Regions from separate parts of the Homo sapiens genome. Here region 1 is linked to region 2. A link is a contact called in ENCODE Hi-C or POLR2A ChIA-PET data. All regions are on one chromosome and are shown on one strand. Each heading gives the region's core, a stretch centred on a gene start or an enhancer-like site at or near the end of the contact. The rest is flanking DNA. Distances are from core to core; before and after follow the strand shown. Region 1 overlaps TECR (trans-2,3-enoyl-CoA reductase). Region 2 holds the start of PTGER1 (prostaglandin E receptor 1).

Region 1 (4,717 bases), core at 336-2,835, 76 kb before region 2:
CTGGCTTGGGCGAGCAGCCACAGCCATTCATAGAGGATGAATATGGCACAAGACAAACACAGTGGGAAGTTGGAGAACCTGGGTCTCAGCCCTGGGCCTGCCCCCCATTCTCAGTGGTACCCACAGCCTACACCCATCCCTGCGGTTGTGCCCTCAGGGCCTCCGAGGAGCACTGGCCCACCCAGAGCGACGCTGATCTCGCCCGTTTCATTCAGACGTGACATCTATCAGATGCTCACCCTGTACCTAGGACTATGCTGAGACTGCCACCCAGGCCTCACCCAGGCCCTATAAGAAAAAGACTGGGCCGGGCGCAGTGGCTCACACCTGTAATCCCAGCACTTTGGGAGGCCGAGGCGGGTGGATCACGAGGTCAGGAGATCAAGACCATCCTGGCTAACACAGTGAAACCCCGTCTCTACTAAAAGTACAAAAAAAGTTAGCCGGGCATGGTGGCGGGTGCCTGTAGTCCCAGCTACTCGGGAGGCTGAGGCAGGAGAATGGCGTGAACCCGGGAGGCGGAGCTTGCAGTGAGCCAGAGATTGCGCCACTGCACTCCAGCCTGGGCGACAGAACGAGACTCCTCTCAAAAAAAAAGAAAAGAAAAGAAAAGAAAAAGACTGTGATGCCTGTTACGTGGCTTGGAAAACTGGGGCTTGGGAACGAGGAAGCCCTCGCCCAAGGTAAGTAGCCTGGAAGTGCCCATGTGAGTGTCCACCCAGCTTGCTCAGGCCCAAAGCTCCTACAATAAAATAATGCCTCCATCCTAGAGAGCAGGGCTATGTGCAACAGAGAAAGGAAAAGGCAGGCCGGGCACGGTGGCTCACGCCTATAATCCCAGCAGTTTGGGAGGCCAGACTGGGAGGATTGCTTGAGCCCGGGAGGTCAAGGCTGCAGTGACCTATCATTGCACCACTGCACTCCAGCCTGGGGGACAGAAGACACGCTATCTCAAAAAAAAAAAAAAAGAAAAAAGAAAGAAAGAAAGAAAGAAAAGAAAAAGGCCAGGCGCGGTGGCTCATGCCTGTAATCTCAGCACTTTGGGAGGCCAAGGTAGATGGACTGCTTGAGCCCAGGAGGTCAAGGCTGAGTTATGACTGCACCACTGACTGCACTCCAGCCTGGGCGACAGAGCGAGACTCCATCTCAAAAAAAAAAAAAGAGAGAAAGAGAGAGAGAGAGAGAGAGAGAGAGGGAGGGAGGGAGAGAGAGAGGGAGGGAGGGAGGGGGAGAGAGAGAGAGAGAAAGGAAAGAAAAAGAGGAAGAAAGGAAGAAATAAAGAAATAAGGGTAAAACCAAACAAAAGAAAAACAAAAACAAAAAAACAAAAAACCCACCACCCTGGATGCGATCCTCCAGCAGACACCAAGAACTGAGCCTCTCTGCCTGGCCTGAGGACCCAGCCCGCTGGCCTCTGCCCCACAGCCTCACACAGCCAGGCTGTACCAGAGCAAAAGGTCTATCAGCAACTCATACCACAGCGGGGCCCAGGCAGGGTTTACAGCTGTGGCAATGCCTCCTGCATGTTTTCCTGTCACTAGCTAAGACAGCCAATGGGCCTAGAAAAGCAGGGGCGCGTCCTCAATGCTGACTGAGAGGCACTGCCACAGGGGGCGGTGTCAGACCTGCCTTGCCTGTCTGCTTCTCCAACTAGTAAATGGGTGTGCCTGCAAGACCATCTAACACAGGGACTGCTTAGGAATTAGGGAATTCCTGCAGCCTGTGCAACATGTCAAAACTCCTTCTCTACACAAAATATAATAATTGGCCAGGTGCAGTGGCTCACGCCTGTAATCCCAGTACTCTGGGAGGCCGAGGTGGGTGGATCACCTGAGGTCAGGAGTTCGAGAGTAGCCTGGCCAACATGATGAAACCCTATCTCTACTAAAAATACAAAAAAATTAGCTGGGTGTGGTGGTGGGTGCCTGTAATCCCAGCTACTCAGGAGCCTGAGGCAGGAGAATCGTTATGAACCTGGGAGGTGGAGGTTGCAGTGAGCCGAGATCGCACCACTGCACTCCAGCCTGGGTGACAAAGCAAGACTCCATATCAAAAAAAGAAAAAAAAATAGTGTCTTTGCAGATATAATTAAGGATCTTAAGATGACATTATCCTGAATTTAAGGTGGACTTAATAAGAGAAAGGAGTGTCCTCATAAGTAAAAGGAGCGGCCGGGTGTGGTAGTTCATGCCTGTAATCCCAGTACTCTGGGAGGCCAAGGTGGGCAGATCATCTGAGGTCAGGAGTTCGACACCAGCCTGGCTAACATGGTGAAACCCTGTCTCTACAAAAATTAGCTGGGCATAGTGGTACGGGCCTGTAGTCCCAGCTACGGGGGAGGCTGAGACAGGAGAATCGCATGAACCCAGGAGGTGAAGGTTGCAGTGAGCTGAGATCACGCCACTATACTGCTGCATGTGCAACAGAGCAAGACTCCATCTAAAAAACAAACAAACCAAAAAACTGACACTCCTGGCCGCTGGGGCCAGCCCTCAAGGAGCTCCAGTGTAAAGGCCAAACACTCAACTCCCCAGGTCCCAGACCCCCAGGGGATGGTCCAGAACTGCATCCCTGCACCCACAGCTGGGTGGCAGTTGGGGACGACACCTGGGTCTCTCTCCAACTCAGGGCAGGAAGGCGCTGTCGGACCAGGAAGCTGGAAGGGGGCCAGAGGCTGAGCCCTGCAGATACAAACTGACTGGAGGAGCAGGAGGAGCTCATCCGGGCCAACCCCCGACTGCCCGAGTCCAGCAGACAGGTTAGTCCACCCCCATGAGCTCAGCTTGCCAAAGAGCCTAGACTGGGATCTACGTGGCAGGCTTTATACACGCGGCGGCAGCTAACACCACCCGCCCACTCACAACCAGCCAGGCACGGAGGCTCATCCTCAACACGAATCATCTCCTTTACAATGTATTCATCCTCTTTTGCAGGTAAGGAAACTGAGGCTCGTTTGTTCACTGACACATGCCAGGCCCTGTTAAGGACTGTGGGGTTCAGCTATAGAAGGAGAGACAAAAATCCCTGCTCGCATGGAACTCACATCTTGGCAAAGAAAGAGTGACAATGAAATAAATCGCTATATGTAATATGTTCAAAGGTGACGTGCGACATGGAAAGAAGAAAGAAAGGAAAGGGGACAGGGAGTGGCAGTTGAAGGGGGCAGGTGTATAGTTTATTTTTTTTATTTTTTTTTTTGAGACAGAGTCTCACTGTGTTGCCCAGGCTGGAGCGCAGTGGCACAATCTCGGCTCACTGCAACCTCCGCATGCCGAGTTCCAGTGATTCTCCTGCCTCAGCCTCCTGAGTAGCTGGGATTACGGGTGCATGCCACCATGCCCAGCTAATTTTTGTATTTTTAGTAGAGATGGGGTTTCACCATGTTGGTCAGGCTCGTCTCAAACTCCTGACCTCGTGATCTGCCCGCCTAAGCCTCCCTAAGTGCTGGGATTACAGGCGTGAGCCACTGCGCCTGGCCTACAGTATTTTATAAAGAGGCCAAAAGCTGAGTGCAGGTCAGGTACGCTGGCTCATGCCTGTAATCCCAGCACTTTGGGAGGCCAGGGCAGGAGGATCACTTGAGCCCAAGAGTTTGAGGCCAGGCTGGGCAACATAGTAAGACCCTTATCTCTACAAAAACTTTTAAAAACTTAGCCGGGTTAGGGGGCCAAGGAGGGCAGATCACAAGGTCTTCAAGACTAGGAGTTCAAGACTAGCCTGGCCAATATGGTGAAACCCCATCTCTATGACAAATACAAAAGTTAGCTGGGCATGGTGGCGCATGCCTGTAGTCCCAGCTCCTTGGGAGGCTGAGGCAGGAGAACTGCTTGAACCCGGGAGGCAGAGGTTGCAGTGAGCTGAGATCGCACCACTGCACCCCAGCCTGGCGACAGAGTGAGACTCCATCTCAAAAAAAAAAAAAAAAAAAAGTCCAATTAAAGGTTGTGGAAATAATTCTGTGAAGGTAATGATGGCTTAGACAAATGGGTCAGCAAACTACAGCCGATAGGGCAACTCTGGTCTACTGCCGGCTTTTGAACCGACTAAAAATGGCTTTAACTTTTGTTTTATCTTTTAAAAAATACATGACGTTTTTACCTTTTTAAGCGGATGGAAAAAAAAAATCAAAGAAACCTATTTCATGATATGTGAAAATTAAATTCAAATTTTGGTGTCCATAAATAGAGTTGTATTGAACACGCCATGCTCACTGGATGTCATCTGTGGCTGCCACAGTGGTATCACTGCTGCTGAGATGTCTGAGATGGTTGGATGCGGTGGCTCCCGCCTGTAATCACAGCACTTTGGGAGGCCAAAGTGAGCAGATCACTTGAAATCAGGAGTTTGAGACCAGCCTGGCCAACATGGTGAACCCGTCTCTACCAAAATACAAAAATTAGCCAGACGTGGTGATGCGTGCCTGTAATCCCAGCTACTTGGGAGGCTGAGACAGGAGAATTGCTTGAACCTGGGAAGCGGAGGTTGCAGTGAGTCGAGATCGCACCACCGCACTCCAGCCTGGGCGACAGTGCAAAACTCCGTCTCTAAAAGAAAAAAAAGAGACGACAGAGATGAGCAGTGCTGCAGAGACCCTTAGGCAAAGCCTAAGATCTTTGCTAGCTGGATTAAGTTTGCCAACCCCTGGCTTAGGCCTGGTAACGGCAGTGAGGCTGATGAGAAGTGGTTAAATTCTAGAATGCTGAGCTAAGGGATGTGC
Region 2 (4,369 bases), core at 263-2,762:
TCTATCAAGAGTGTTGATGGCTCGTGACGCAATGAGGGAGGGCTGTGTCGTGGGTAAGGGATGTGATAACCGGCTCTGTGTTCCAGGGCAATTGCAGGTGTAACTGGCAGTGTCTGGTGGTGGGGAGTGCAACGGAGTGACTGTGTCTTGGGGTGTCCCGGGGTGTGGGGGTGTGTGTCTTAGGGTGCTGTTTCTGGGGCAAGGAGGGGTGCTTGGCTAGGCCTTGGGGTGTTCAGGGGTGTCAGGGTATGTCTCGGGGTGTTGCTGTTTCCTGGGTGGGGGTGCTGGCTAGGTCTAGGGGTCTCTAGGGGTGCAGGTGTGTGTGTCTCAGGGCGTTGCTGTTTCTGGGTGAGGGTGGGGGTGGCCAGCTAGGTCTCTGGTGTCCAGCGGCGGGGGGTGTCACTTCTTGTGCCTTGGGTGTACGGAGTGTGCTGGTGGGGCCTGTCTGGGATTGTTGAGGGGTCATTGAAAGTCAAACAGAGTGTGGTCAGGGGCAGTTTTGGCAATAAGGAGTGTGTGTGCGTGTGTGTATCTCTCGGGGTGCCAAGTGAGACCCTATTTCCCAGCACTAAGGAGGGTGGTTCGGGTGATCATCTCAGAGGGCTGCATTTTGGGGTGTTGGGAGGGGCTGGAATTGAGGCAGTAACTCTGGGTGCGTCCCGGCGCTGGGGGTAAGACCCTGAGTTCAGGGATGTGGCGGCAGCAACCTGGCTGTGCTGAGATGGGGACAGGATGAAACTGAGTGGTAAGTGACAGGATTGTATGTCTTAGGGTGTGAGGCTGTGCCAGTGTGACCCTACTTCTCAGGGCAGGAGGCGAGTCTTTGTGTCTTAGGACGTGTGTCACAGGTGTCACTCAGCCCATCTTAAAGGAGCCAGTCACTGGGGAGAGTCCCCAGGTCGCCAGGCCTCCTGGTTCCCCTGCCCCCTTTCAGCCTCCTCCCAGGATATGACTCGCTGTGGCCCTAGCCGGGGCTTAAGCCCCTGTATAAATAGGCGGATCCCCTGGCCAGGCTGGGCCTGACCCAAGCTGGTCTACCCGAGGCCCTGCCCACCAGCACCCACCCCGACATCCACGAAGGCTTTGGCAGGGCAGGGGGGGCATTGCTGGCCCCACAGAATTGGAGTTAGCCTCTCTAGCTCCAAAGCCCCAGGGAGGGGGGCAGTGGCACCCCCTGCAGCTGCCCCAGCCCGCCCCAGACGACGCTCACATTTTCCAGTGTTTAGATTTTATCCGCTTTATTAATGAGGCAAGAGGCCCGATCCTGGGGGGGAAGGGGGCTGCTCCCGCCCTGCTGGGAGGAGGGGGTCACATGGGGCCAGACCAACTCCAGGGAGCCTCACTCCTCGTGGAGGGAGCCGCTGGGGCCCAGAGTGGCCCCCGCCCATTGCCAGGAGCAGAGAGGGGGGTCTCTGCCACTCCAGGCCCCCAGCGGGCGTGCGCGGGGTGGAGCGGCCCCTGGAGGCCAGCAAGGGCGGCGGGAGGAGCTGAGGAGCCGCCCCAGGAAGAGGGAGGGAGGAAGCGGCTTGCCGGAGAGCCAGGGCGCAGTGGGCGGCAGGGCTGAGCGGCCGGTGATGGGGACCCCACATCCCAGGCAGTGCCGGGTAAGGGGGTTGCACATGAGGGTCCCTGATTGGGGAGGAGGAGGGCATGAAGGGGTGGGGCCATGGCCACCTGCTGTCCGTCCTGTGTCCCCGGGCTCTTCTCCCTGATCTGTGCGTCCCTGTCTTACCGTCTGTCCATCCTCCCTTCCCATCTGGCCTGGTGGGCAGTTCCGCCCTTTCAGCCCTCACCACCAGGATATCAAAGAGTGGATGGTCGTGGGGCCGCCTCCAGGCCTCTGGGGCAGGGATATGGAGTGGAACCGTGGGCACCCAGGGTGAGGCAGAGGTGATCGGGGTAGGGCCTGGCGAGAGACCGCAGTGGAGCAGAGGCAGGTCCATGGGGCAGGGGCAGAGATGGGTCCATGGCACAGATGTGGCTGTGCCATGTGGGGTCAGAGATGGGTCCATGGGGGACAGGGACATGGCCGTGGGGAGAGATGTGCCCGTGGTGGTAGAGATGGGGCTGGGGCATCGAGGATGGGACTGGAGTAAAGCTGACATGGGGAAAGTCAGGTAGGGCCACAGTGGCAGAAATGGGTGAGAGCTATCAGATGGAGCCACAGGCCCCAGGAATTTGCTGGGTGTAAAAATGGAAGGTGGGGGTCGGAGGCACTGGCAGAGATGCCTGAGGGCGGGGCTGGGGGGAATCTTGCAGGAAACCATGAAGGGCAGAGAAAGGGCCAGTGGGGTTAGAGGGAGGCCCTGGAGCAGGAGATGGGGTGGTGAGAGGCAAAAGAGAGGGAGAAGGGTTTCCAAATGGAGTGGCCAGGTCATTTGGAGTTGCCCATGGCAACTGCCATGGGCAGAGGGGCCGCCTGAGAACGCCATGGAGTCAAACAGGCCCTGATGTTCTGAGATGGCACCGTGGGCTGGTCCCCGCCCGGGCCCAGCCAGCCTCACTCTGCCCTCCTCTCCTCTATCCAGCACCCCTGGCGCCTGACATGAGCCCTTGCGGGCCCCTCAACCTGAGCCTGGCGGGCGAGGCGACCACATGCGCGGCGCCCTGGGTCCCCAACACGTCGGCCGTGCCGCCGTCGGGCGCTTCGCCCGCGCTGCCCATCTTCTCCATGACGCTGGGCGCCGTGTCCAACCTGCTGGCGCTGGCGCTGCTGGCGCAGGCCGCGGGCCGCCTGCGACGCCGCCGCTCGGCCGCCACCTTCCTGCTGTTCGTGGCCAGCCTGCTGGCCACCGACCTGGCGGGCCACGTGATCCCGGGCGCGCTGGTGCTGCGTCTGTACACTGCGGGGCGCGCTCCGGCCGGCGGGGCCTGCCACTTCCTGGGCGGCTGCATGGTCTTCTTCGGCCTGTGCCCGCTGCTGCTGGGCTGTGGCATGGCCGTGGAGCGCTGCGTGGGCGTCACGCGGCCGCTGCTCCACGCCGCGCGGGTCTCGGTCGCCCGCGCGCGCCTGGCGCTGGCCGCGGTGGCCGCGGTGGCCTTGGCCGTGGCGCTGCTGCCGCTGGCGCGCGTGGGCCGCTATGAGCTGCAGTACCCGGGCACGTGGTGCTTCATCGGCCTGGGTCCCCCGGGCGGCTGGCGCCAGGCACTGCTTGCTGGCCTCTTCGCCAGCCTCGGCCTGGTCGCGCTCCTCGCCGCGCTGGTGTGCAACACGCTCAGCGGCCTGGCCCTGCTACGCGCCCGCTGGCGACGCCGCTCCCGACGGCCTCCCCCGGCCTCAGGCCCCGACAGCCGGCGTCGCTGGGGGGCGCACGGACCCCGCTCGGCCTCCGCCTCGTCCGCCTCGTCCATCGCTTCGGCCTCCACCTTCTTTGGCGGCTCTCGGAGCAGCGGCTCGGCACGCAGAGCTCGCGCCCACGACGTGGAGATGGTGGGCCAGCTTGTCGGTATCATGGTGGTGTCGTGCATCTGCTGGAGCCCAATGCTGGTGAGGGGCGCACCGGCCCCTCGAGCCACGCTCCTTCCCGCTCCCTCTCGGCACCCTCCCGCCCTTTGTCGTCCCAGGACACCTGGGGCCTCCATCCTGGACTCAACCAAGGCCCCGGCCCCTAGAGGCCCCACCTGCCCCGAAAGCCAGCATCGCCTTCTCCATCTGACCTCCCATCCTTCCTCCTAGCCCCCCTCTCCTCTTCCTTTTTGGGGTCTTTGTAGCGCACCCCGACCCACACAAGCCTCCTCTCCTGCCCCACCGTTATAAGTCGCCGCGCTTCATTCCCTAGTCCTTTCACCCAACCCCCTTGCTTTTCCTCTTTCCGGGACACCTGAGACTCCTCTACGGCCGGACCCCCACCCACTGAAGGTGTTTGTTTCTTTGCCCCCCTTTTTTTTCCGCATCCGTTTCTCATCTGGATCCCCATTTACCCTCCCTGCGACGGCTCGCCCCTCCTCCCAGGCTTTTACCTTCCAGCCACGCCCCCACCATCCCTGCGCCCCCCTGCGCCCGCGCCTGCTCTATAGCTCACACCGGCTTCCCCCGCAGGTGTTGGTGGCGCTGGCCGTCGGCGGCTGGAGCTCTACCTCCCTGCAGCGGCCACTGTTCCTGGCCGTGCGCCTTGCCTCCTGGAACCAGATCCTGGACCCTTGGGTGTACATCCTACTGCGCCAGGCCGTGCTGCGCCAACTGCTTCGCCTCTTGCCCCCGAGGGCCGGAGCCAAGGGCGGCCCCGCGGGGCTGGGCCTAACACCGAGCGCCTGGGAGGCCAGCTCGCTGCGCAGCTCCCGGCACAGCGGCCTCAGCCACTTCTAAGCACAACCAGAGGCCCAACGACTAAGCCAGCCCACCCTGGGCTGGGCCCAGGTGCGCGGCGCA

The links. Hi-C counts contacts between places; a loop is a spot of excess contacts on that map. ChIA-PET counts read pairs that join two places held with the same protein, here RNA polymerase II (POLR2A). Pooled maps may share reads with other maps.
Region 1: a loop to region 2 is called in a map of naive thymus-derived CD4-positive, alpha-beta T cell, with 6 times the contacts of the local background. The contact joins the enhancer-like site here to the promoter of PTGER1 in region 2. A Hi-C loop is called at or near these places in 1 of 168 maps with a recorded cell type or tissue (naive thymus-derived CD4-positive, alpha-beta T cell) and 7 of 50 pooled maps. POLR2A ChIA-PET finds 5 or more read pairs at or near these places in 6 of 52 experiments (Caco-2, H1, HepG2 and 3 more).

Annotation. Positions count from the first base shown.
Region 1 is chr19:14,548,424-14,553,140 of GRCh38, reverse strand. All of the region lies in intron 1 of TECR (trans-2,3-enoyl-CoA reductase), which reads right to left. It also overlaps a transcript of DNAJB1 not described here. Among named protein-coding and RNA genes, the nearest start is that of TECR, 21 kb to the right of the region's middle. RefSeq lists an enhancer at 961-1,460. Within about 2 kb of position 1,585, at least 23 of the 41 ENCODE cell types and tissues checked have a DNase peak (open chromatin) inside an H3K27ac peak, as active enhancers do.
Region 2 is chr19:14,472,497-14,476,865 of GRCh38, reverse strand. PTGER1 (prostaglandin E receptor 1) reads left to right here and starts at 1,512. Exons shown (of 3, transcript NM_000955.3): 1 at 1,512-1,604; 2 at 2,529-3,487; 3 at 4,040-4,369. The coding sequence starts at 2,546. The coding sequence ends at 4,306. RefSeq lists a silencer at 1-442 and an enhancer at 859-1,527.